Linked DNA regions of Homo sapiens: region 2 is linked to region 1. Evidence: chromatin loops called from intact Hi-C (ENCODE). Cell type or tissue: ascending aorta. All regions are shown on one strand. Each heading gives the region's core, and the rest is flanking DNA. Links, peaks and the distances in the headings are about the cores only.

Region 1 (5,374 bases), core at 271-5,270:
TGGAATACAAAAAGATAGGTAGAGTGACAAGTGGATTGATGGTTGGATAGATGAATAGATGGCAAATGGATGAACGGATGGATTTGTAGGTGAATTAGTTGATGGATGGGTATAAATTAGATGGATAGGCCAACCAAATGAATGAGTAAATGGGTAGTATAAAGACAGATGGTAGGGGCCGGGCGCGGTGGCTCACACATGTAATCCCAGCACTTTGGGAGGCCGAGACGGGCAGATCACGAGGTCAGGAGATCGAGACCATCCTGGCTAACACGGTGAAACCCCATCTCTACTAAAAATACAAAAAAAATTAGCCGGGCGTGGTGGTGGGCGCCTGTAGTTCCAGCTACTCAGGAGGCTGAGGCAGGAGAATGGCATGAACCTGGGAAGTGGAGCTTACAGTGAGCCGAGATCACGCCACTGCACTCCAGCCTGGGCGACAGAGCAAGACTCCGTCTCAATAAATAAATAAATAAATAAATAATAAAGATAGGTGGTAGGTGGAAGGGTGGAAGAATGGATGGGCACATAGATGAGTAGATGAATGGTTATGCTGATGAATGGATAACCAGATGGATAGATGTTATATAGTTGGTAGACAGACAGACAGATGGATGCTTGCATGCCTCAGTGAGTCAGTGAATGGCTAGATGTATAGTTAGGTGGCTAAAGAGATGAACTGATAGGTAATTGGACTGGCAAATATATGGGTAAATAGGTAGCTAGATGGATAGACGGATGGTTGGATGGGCTGATATACTGATAGGTAGACATATGGAATGATTTAGGCATGACAGTTAAGAACAAAGTCTTTGGAATCAGGATGCCTGGGTTTAAATCTCAGTTCAGTCATTTACTAGCTATGAGATCTTAGCCAAATTACTTTTTTTTTTTTGTATCTCAATTTCCTTATCCCAAAATAATAATAATAGTAATTACTTTATATAGGGTGATTGTTAAGTTAAATGAGACAATCTGTGAATGTGCTGAGAAAAATGCCTGGAATACAATAAGGCTCAAAGTGGTAAAAAAAAAAAAAAAAAAAAAAAAAAAAACCAACCAAACAAACAAAAAAAGTATTAGTGGTACTAACCAGAGTAGTATTAATAGGGGTAGGTGGTTGGGTACAGGCACAGACTGATGAATGAATAGACAGGATGGGAGGCAGGTTGAAAGATGAACAACTTAATGGGAAGACAGATGGGTGGATGGGGAGATGATATGTGTGTGGTTAAGTGTATGAGGGTGTCTCTGGGATTTATCATACACACCTAGGGTATGTTTATCTCCTACATTTCAGAACGGTGAAGATTGATGTGTACGACTGGGACCGGGATGGAAGGTAGAACTGCCCCACATGGTCCCTTCTCCTGTACTTGACCCAAGCAGTTCTCAATAATATGTTGTACATTCACTGAGAACCCCAAAGTAGCTTTAGGAGCCAGGAAAGGTGATGATAAACACCAGTGTCTTGGGTACAACTGATCCCCCCAATTGTCTCTCTGGACACTGTCTCTTCCCGTTTTTCCCCTATGTTTGGCCTCCCTTATGGCCCCAGCACTAGGCTGCCCTGCAGCCTAAGTAGGGGCTTAGGATAGGAGGAATAAAAGACTGGGTTCAGCTCTGGTTCCAAACCAGCAGCACCTGCTGCTTAGCCACGCCCACCTCATTGCAGCCACGATTTCATTGGTGAGTTCACCACCAGCTACCGGGAGCTGAGCAAGGCCCAGAACCAGTTCACAGTATATGAGGTGAGCATTCCAGCCCTGCCCAGGTCACCCAGGCCCTCCATCCCAGTGTGCTCAGTCTGGACCTCCCTTCCTTTGTTTCTCATCATCACTGTTACCTCCTCCCCTTAGGTTCTTAACCCTCGGAAGAAATGTAAGAAGAAGAAATATGTCAACTCAGGAACTGTGAGTGCTCCCTAGAGCCGTGGCCCTCCCTGGATCCTTCCGTGTCTGTCCCCATTGACACAGCATGGCAAATATCGAGGGCAGGGCAAGACAGTGGGCACAGATTACTTGGAATAGTAATATTGGGCACAAGGAGCACCACTTAAGTTTTTCTTTGTTTTTTTTCTCACTCAGGAAATTTTTCTGACTTCACTCTTTTGCAGAATAAAAGAAAAAAACCTAAGTTGTATTTCCCAATTTAATATACTTTTGGAAATCCAACGATGTTTCTGACAGCTTCCCCTTTTCCCCTGTCAGAAGTTGAACAGGGTGGGACTGACTGGGGGAGCGGGTGGAATCATGTGCCTCCCATCACGTGCCTCTTTCCAAGCCCCTATGGGCCTCACTTCCTTCTGCCACCCCAACTGCCTTTTCCAAAGTGCCAGGGCTGCCTATTCTGTCCCACAGGTGACGCTGCTCTCCTTCTCTGTGGACTCTGAATTCACTTTTGTTGATTACATCAAGGGAGGGTGAGTCACAGGCCAAGCTCTGGGCTGAAAGCCCGGCAATAAATTACTCCCAGTTCTGAGCCCCAGGTTTCTTATTTATGAATGGTCAGGGCCCAGTGAGACCATGGAGATAAACTTTAAAACACTTGGCCAACTATAAAGTGCTCTGTAAAATGCAAAATACTGCTCTTCTTAGTTCCCTTCATGGGGCTGCTTTTCATTCTTAGCTTTCGACTCCTCCTGGGAAGATGGCTCCCAGACCAGTGGTCTTCACTGGTGGCCCCAGTAACCTAATTGGGGCACAAATAAAGTTATAGTCAGGCAAGAGGGAGAGGTAGAAGAGAGGGCACAACCAAGCAGACTATAGGGGACATTCTGTTTGGTTTGGTGGAGGCAGGCAGACCTGGGAAAGGTAACTTTGCTTCTCTGAACTTCACTTTTCTCCTATGTAAAATGAGGATTTTTTTTTTTTTGAGATGGCGTTTCACTCTTGTTGCCCAGGCTGAAGTGCAATGGTGCGATCTTGGCTCACTGCAACCTCCGCCTCCCAGGTTCAAGCAATTCTCCTGCCTCAGCCTCCCAAGTAGCTGGGATTACAGGCATGCGCCACCACGCCCGGCTAATTTTTTGTATTTTTAGTAGAGATGCGGTTTCCCCATGTTGGTCAGGCTGGTCTCAAACTCCCGACCTCAGGTGATCCACCCTCCTCAGCCTCCCAAAGTGCTGATTACAGGCGTGAGCCACGGCGCCCAGCCAAATGGGGATATTAATCACTACTTCAGGGCTATAGTAAGGGTTAAATTAAATGACATATAATACACCTGCCACACAGTAGGCATTTAATTCTGTTACCTAAAGTGTAGTCCATGAGCCAGCAGCATCAGCATTACTTGGGAGTTTGTTAGGCTCTACCCAGACCATCTGGATCAGAATCTGCATTTTAACATGAGCCCCACGTGATCCATATGCACATTACTGTTTGAGAAATAGTGATGTAATAATCATTAGTTCCTCACTTCTCAATTCATCTGCTTCCCCAACAGGACACAGCTGAACTTCACAGTAGCCATTGACTTCACGGCTTCCAATGGTGAGACACGGATGAGTGAAAAAGTCGGAGGTGGGAAGGCACTTCTAAGGGAGTCATTAGGAGTTGGCCTGGATTCCTACCTAGAGATAAGAGTTTACCTACCCAAGAAGCCCAAACTTAGGCAAAACCCAGCCAGGAAAATAGAGTGCAGAAAAATAGATGGGTAGATGGATCATAGAGGGTTGAAAGGATATATAGCTCAACAGGTGGATGAGTAGGCTGATGGATGAGAGAGAAAGGGGGTATAAGGAGAGATGGAGAGGTGAACAGGTGGTGAGTCATGAATGGATGCATAGATCCATGAACAAATGGAGTGGGTACATGGGTTGGTGAGTATAATAGGTTAGACAAGTAGATGCATCGATGGGTATGTGGGTGGACAAATGGACTAAAGTTTAAGTTGGGGAAATAACAAGTAATTAGGGGAAATGCATGAGTGGATAGATCCATATGAGAATAGACAAGGGAATGAATGGAATGGAGAGGGCTGGCTAGCCGGATGGATAAAATAATACTGTTGTATAGATGGGTGGAAAATGAAGAAAAATGGCAAGTAGACAAGTGGGTGGATGGATGGATGGATGGATGGACTGATGGATGGATGAGTGGGTAAGTGGATAGCTGCATAAGAGAATGGAGAGATTGGTGGATAAAGATGTATAAGTAGACTGAAAGATAGATGTATGGCTAGGTAGATGGGTGGATGGATGTGTGGGTAGGTAGGTAAATGGATGAATAGATATAGGGATGGGTGGGTGGATAGATGGATAAATGAACAAATGGATGATTGGGTAAAATAAGGAGGGAGGACATGGGTAGAGGGCAGATAAATGGATATAGGTGGATGAATGCACACAAAGATAAGCAGGTGAACAGATGGATGATCCAGATGATCATGAGGCTGGGGTTCCTGTGTCCCTACAGGGAATCCTCTGCAGCCTACCTCCCTGCACTACATGAGTCCCTACCAGCTCAGCGCCTATGCCATGGCCCTCAAGGCAGTGGGAGAGATCATCCAGGACTATGACAGTGATAAGCTCTTCCCAGCTTATGGCTTTGGGGCCAAGCTGCCCCCAGAGGGACGGATCTCCCACCAGTTCCCCCTGGTATGGTATTGGCCAGAGCTTACCCTCCGTGCCCTGGCATCTGGTTCACCCAAGTTGATGATTTTGTTCTGTTTACATTACTTCAAAGGGCATGTAGAGGAACAGGAAGCTATGAGAGGATAGCAGAGCAGGGAGGGGAGCAGGGCTGGGTTTGGAGGGGAGCATGAAAGGGACTGATGGAAAAAGGAAGGAGTGAGCTGGAATCAGAGCACTCCTGCATGTACCCTGCATGGGCTCAGCCTGGCAGGGCATATTCTTTGACAGAACAACAATGATGAGGACCCCAACTGTGCGGGCATCGAGGGTGTGCTGGAGAGCTATTTCCAGAGCCTGCGCACAGTGCAGCTCTATGGGCCCACCTACTTTGCTCCTGTCATCAACCAAGTGGCCAGGTAAGGGAACTGGGTGGAAGCTGGGGGAAATGAGGGGACCCACATAAGGGATTGACCCCCCAAGGATAGTCAGGAGCACTCTAAGTAATTTAGGATGATTTGAAGTAAACAGGAGAGGCCAGGCATGGTGGCTCATACCTGTAATCCCAACACTTTGGGAGACTGAGGCAGGAGGATCACTTGAGCCTAGGAGTTCAAGACCAACTTAGGCAATTTAGTGAGACCCCATCTCTTTTTTTTTTTTTTTTTTTTTGAGACAGAGTCTTGCTCTGTTGCCATGCTGGAGTGCAGTGGCATGGTCTCGGCTCACTGCAACCTCCGCCTCCCAGATTCAAGCAATTCTCCTGCCTCAGCCTCCCAAATAGCAGGGATTACTGGCGCATGC
Region 2 (5,374 bases), core at 157-5,156, 93 kb after region 1:
GGTTGGGGACAAGGGCCAAATTGGTGACCACCAGTCATGCCTAGGACCTGGGGCCCAAAAGCCGGGCAACCTCTGGCTACAGGGGCCATTGGGTGCCCTCCCAGTTGAGAGGGGCCGCTGTTTCGCCTTGTCCGTCAGTGCCAGTGCCTGTGCCAGAGGTGGCGAGGTGAGTCCTCCAGAGCTTCCTGGCCGGGCCCTCCTCCTGCCTGTTCTGGCTCCTCTGCTCCCACGCTAGCTGTCCCTTTTCTGATTCTGGTGGATCCTCCCTCCCCTAATTAAAGTCTCTTTTTGCCCCTTTGGGGCTGCATGAGGTCTATGCTGTGTGTGTGTGTGAAAGGAGGGGAGGTGGGGCTTCTTTTCCCTGAGACCAGATGGCTGGTAATTGTGCCTGGAGCTCCCCACTGGGTGCAGTCTCATGATTGGTCCTGCCATTATTCCTGCCAGGGGTCCCAACCCAGAGACTCCATTCATTGCAGTCCAGGCACCATTAATTTCTGAAACTGCTCTGTCTGCCTATACAGAGCTTTGGTGCTTTTCACATAAGGAACTTACTTGGGCTAAAAAGTAACCTCAGAGAAACAGTGCTCCCATTTGGTGGATAAGGAAACTGAGGTTCCAAACATGAGATGTAATAGCTTGCCCCAAATCTAGCCAGTGAGCAAGAGAGTAGACTTTTGCCTGTGCCAAAACAGTAATCACCATCCACAAGTGGCTATTTAAATTTTAATTATTACAATTAAATAAAGTTTAAAATCCAGTTCCCCAGTCCCACTGGCAACTTAACAGCTACCAGTGACTGTACCATATATAACAGCATATATAGACATACAGCATATACAACACATACATAGAGATTCCCATCATTGCAGAAAGTTCCATTGGATAGTACTAGACCTTAGTAACACCTTGAAGTAAAAAGACAAAAGACCCTTGTGTTTGAGTCCTGATTCTTCTTGCCAGATTTGGCTAAGTTACTTCTATTTTGTGTCTCAGTTTCTTAGTCTATGAAGTGGAGATAATGAATATAAACAATCTGATACGGTCGCTGCTACACAGGTACTGACTGAACTATATTTTTTCCACCAGCCCAGTGGCTGGGCTGTTGAATAATTTCCAGTGTTCATGATGTTTATCCTTGCCTTGAGGCTTGGAGGTCCAGGAAAAGGGCTGGGTGTGTAAAAGGTTCACTGAAGTGTTTCATATTTAATATTGGAAGTCTGGGGGCCAAGGGGTAAATATAGGAGTGGGTGTCAGGGTAAGCTTCAAGAAGGGTGAACCTTTGAGCTGAGCTTTCAAAAGGGATTCCTCCAGATGGCCAGAGGGGTTTCTTCTGATGGGGTGGACAAGGTGATGTTAAAGGGAGGAGGGGGTAAGGGCAACTTGGAACAGCTATTGCCCCCCTCCTCCCCCCCCCTTTTTTTTTTTCATTTTTGAGACAGGGTCTCGCTTTGTTACCCAGGCTGGAGTGCAGTGGCGCAAGCATGGCTCACTGCAGCCTCAGCTTCCCCAGGCTCAAGTGATTCTCCCACCTCAGCTTCCTGAGTAGCTGGGACCACAGGCCTGTGCCACCACGCCCAGCTAATTTTTTTGTTTTTGGTTTTTGTTTTTTTTTAGGTCTCACTATGTTGCCTCGGCTGCCTTGGGTGATCCCCCCGCCTCAGCCTCCCAAAGTGCTATCATCTCCTTTATGACATTACCTCTGTGACCTACCTCGCCACCCCTCTGAATTAGGTGTTCCCTCCTCCAGGGCACATGGCTATGTTCTAGCTTTGCAGTGAATGTTAAAGGTGCTCACAGTGAAACTGGGTGACTAATAGGATATAGCAGCTGGTCACTCAACAACCCTCACAGGACAGCATTGCCTGGGTGAGCCAGCCACAAACCTCATTTGTCATGTATCTCTCTCCCAGGGTCCAAATTCCCTAAATCACCTTTCCTGGGGGGCATGCTTTTCGGGAAGTCCAGCCATCAGCTAAAGGGGAGTTGGGGTCAGCTGGACAGGAAGGTGGGGGATCCACCTTCACTCTTAAGAGCACATCTACCCAGTGACTGACAAAGCTGGGCTCTTACCAGGACACTCTTCGACTCTGCCTGCGGGGGCACTGCTAGAGTTTGCCTCTCAAACTGTCCCTGTGTGGTCCTTCTGTGACTGGCAGGCAACCTGAGTGATAACAGGTGTTTAAGAGACAGGCTTTGGAGTCAGACCTGGGTTCCAGTGCTGCCTCTGCTCTGTGATTTGAGGCAAATTGTTTAACATCTTGGAGCCTTACCTCCCCTGTGACTTTTGAGGATAATATTTTGCCAGTGCTTCCAAAAAGGTTGCTTACAGTCTTAGCCTGGGGGCCAGGCATAACTGTTGTGAACTATTACATTTCTTTCGCAGTTGACTCAAATGATTGTTTTTCCATTTCCAGTTTCTGGGGAGGGTGTGCTCTGCACCTTCTTGTTACCCCCATATGCTGCCCTCGCTAAGGACCTTACCCTAGGCCCATCTGCCAGGCCCAGCAGGTCTGATCTGGCCTCACCAGGCTCCAGCCACCCTGGCTGTCTTGTAGTTCGCACAGAGGTTCTTACCCTTCTCAGGGCTGTTGCTGGGACTGTCCCTTCCCTGAAGTGCAGTTCCTCCCCTTTCCCTGGTGACTCCTGACTCCTGGCATTTACACCTTCAGCTTAAATGCGCCACTTTATCTAAAATGCGCCCCCTTCCTGGTTTCACCTCTGCTTGTTCATTGCCCTTATTATACCTGTAAACTATTCTCTTCCTTTGTTACTTGCTTTTTATTCCCCTCACACTGGGCTTTTAGTAAGCTCCATGAGGTCAGGGGCCATTTGTTAGCGCCTATAAATACTGTGGAATCACTCAAACCCTAGGGCCGGTGGCACCAGGAAGTACTGGATAAGGAACCGCAACACTAACTAACTGGGGCTCAGTGCTCTCTTCCGCCTTCAGTGCCCTGCTCATCAAGGGTCTGGGTGAGGCCCCAGGTCATAAGGAAGCCCTCGCTCGACTGCCCCGGGGCCCATCGCAGCCCCCAACCAGCCCCGAGCGGTCTGATGGTGCCCAGGGAATGGTTTCCAAGGCAATAGCAAACGGGGCGGGGCTTGGAACGGAGGACAAGGCTCGAGCCTAGGCAGGAACTTCCCGGGAGAGGAGGCGGCGACGCGGAGGGGCGCGGGATCAGGGGCCCTGGGAGGGCGAGCGCGGCGAGGGGCGCATGCAGGGCCCCGACGCGCCACTGCTCCTGAGCGCGAGGGAGCTGGGGCCCGGGCGCCGGGGCTCGGCCTCCTGGTACCGCCAGGAGGGCGGCGCGGTGTGCAACTGGCTGCGGAAGCCGCAGCCGCTCGAGCCACGCACCAGTTTCCCCTCGGCGCGCCGCTCCGAGTTCCGTCCACCCAGGAGGCTGCCATGGGCCGGCCCTGCCTCCGCCCAGTCCGAGGAGGGTCACGCAGGCGGCAGATGCCAGGCGGGCAGCCCCGCCCCTGCGCGCCGCCTCAGCGGCGCCTTCAAGACGCTGGTCCCAGGCACCCACGCCCAGGGCGCCTCGGATACCCACCCCCTCGGCCCCCCGCACACCCCGGTCCTCGACCCCTCTCCGCAGGATGGTGAGGCCCGTGCGGCCCGCTCGCTCTGGCCTACAGCGGCTGCGAGGACGACAAGACGCTGGGGTGGAGGGACTGGGGGTCGGGAGAAGAGCGGCTGAGGGTGGGCATCTGGATGAAGGCAGGAGGAAGAAAAGAGGCGTGGCTATGGGCGGCCAGAAAAGATCCTAGGCCGAGACCCTAGGCCCAGCCTCAGTGTACCCCGCCCCTATTCCGCATCTTTCTGCAGGTTTCCCGGTCCTCTGGCGAGGATCCTCCAAGGCGTCTCACATGAACCGGCTCAGAAACGCCAAAATCTACGTGGAGAGAGCTGTCAAGGTCAGAGGAGGGGCAGGGGCGCTTAGAAAGGGCCCTGGGAGCGGCTCAGCCTGTCTCCCTGCGCTGTTTTCTTATATCCTTAAAAAACAAAAGCAAAAGAAAAAACAATAGCAAAAATCCTCAACCACCACACCCATCTTCAACTACCTCCCCGTTTACCCCTTCAGCACCAAACTTCTGGGCTCCCTCCACTCTGGTTCCCTGCGATGTCCCACTCTAATCAAGGTGCCTGGTGAGTTCCAGGGAGCCAAACCCAGCAGTGCCTTTCGGTCTTGATCTCGGTTGGGCACCCTGTATCTTTCGACACCGCTGCCCCACACACCCTTCCTCTTGGCTGTCTGACTGCACGCTCCTAGTTTTCCTTTCTCCCTCTTTGGCTGCTGCTTTTCAGCGGCCTTTAAAGGTTCCTCAGCCATTAGTGGCCCCCTGGCCCCTTCCCCAGGTCTGTCTCCTTTGGCTGTGTCCTTGGCTGAGTCCAGTCAGTGTGCTGCACCCTCTCCGTGCCCCTTCCAGCCCAGCCTCGAACTCCACATCCCGTAGATCTAGCCCCTACCTGTCATCTACACCCAGAAAACTTAACAAGCATTTCAAATTCATGTCCCAAACCAGACTTTGATCTTCCTGCCCAAACCTGTCGTCCTCCCCAGTCTCCAGTCTTTCCCATCTCTCAGTTCCTCACGCCAGAAATCTCATCTTTCTGTTTCTTCACCCACAGGTCTAATTCCATCAGCAAAACCACTTGTCATCTCCACCTCCAAAACGATTCTCAACTCTAGCACCTTCTCCCGTCTGTGTTGTAACCACCTTCATTTTAGTAATTGTGATTTCTCTCCTAGGCAAACTATGACAGCCTCCTAGCTGGTCTACCTCCATCCTGTCCCCTCATCTTTTTGTAATACAGCAGCAAGCCAAGCTTAGAAAGATTCCCTCAGTTAGCCTTTTTTGCTCATGACACTCTTAGTATGAAATCCAAGTCCGTTCCAAGGCCTGCAGGGCCTTCCACAGTCTGGCCACTGCCTACCTCCTCTGGGGCTTTCCCCATCATTTTCCATGTTCCACTCACTCTGGTCTCCCTTCAGTTCCTTCTGACCTCTCTCCAGCCTCAAGGCCTTTGCACATGCATTCCCCTCTGCCTGAACCGCCATTTCCCAGCTCTGTACATTCATGGCTTCCTTTCAACCTTCCCTGACCATGTATTTCTAAGTAGTTTCTCTGGATCCCATTAAGTATGCAGTTTCTGGAGCCAAACTGCCAGGATGTAAATCCCTGCTCTTTTGCTTAACCACTATGGGGCCTCAGGCACCCTGCTTAATTTCTCTATGCCTCTGTTTCATAGCCCGTAAAATGGAGATAACAGTATCTAATAAAAATGCATAGTATTGGCCAGACGCGGTGGCTTACACCTGTAATCCCAGCATTTTGGGAGGCCAAGTCAGGAGGATCACTTGAGGCCAGG

Evidence for each region. Peaks named below come from ENCODE experiments on the same cell type or tissue, not always from the same donor. Only the 100,000 strongest peaks of a DNase experiment are listed, where the experiment ranks them.
Region 2: it touches region 1 in a loop (9-fold over the local background); 9 of 110 quality-filtered maps call a loop at or near these places.

The regions. Positions count from the first base shown.
Region 1 is chr3:9,713,614-9,718,987 of GRCh38, forward strand. It overlaps CPNE9 (copine family member 9), which reads left to right. Exons shown (of 21, transcript NM_153635.3): 11 at 1,301-1,342; 12 at 1,676-1,751; 13 at 1,860-1,913; 14 at 2,361-2,422; 15 at 3,445-3,491; 16 at 4,416-4,597; 17 at 4,862-4,989. Among named protein-coding and RNA genes, the nearest start is that of CPNE9, 12 kb to the left of the region's middle. RefSeq lists a silencer at 2,173-2,302. In ascending aorta, for the core only: a CTCF peak has its summit at 2,347; a DNase peak (open chromatin) is centred at 2,368; H3K27ac peaks cover 2,017 bases.
Region 2 is chr3:9,806,792-9,812,165 of GRCh38, forward strand. All of the region lies in intron 4 of ARPC4-TTLL3 (ARPC4-TTLL3 readthrough), which reads left to right. It overlaps ARPC4 (actin related protein 2/3 complex subunit 4), which reads left to right. Exons shown (of 6, transcript NM_005718.5): 6 at 1-310. It overlaps TTLL3 (tubulin tyrosine ligase like 3), which reads left to right and starts at 3,471. Exons shown (of 14, transcript NM_001387446.1): 1 at 3,471-3,603; 2 at 3,830-3,918. The coding sequence starts at 3,871. RefSeq lists an enhancer at 2,543-2,692 and a silencer at 3,173-3,652. In ascending aorta, for the core only: no CTCF peak of the experiment used is centred there; DNase peaks (open chromatin) are centred at 3,090, 3,450 and 3,818; H3K4me3 peaks cover 2,344 bases; H3K27ac peaks cover 2,942 bases.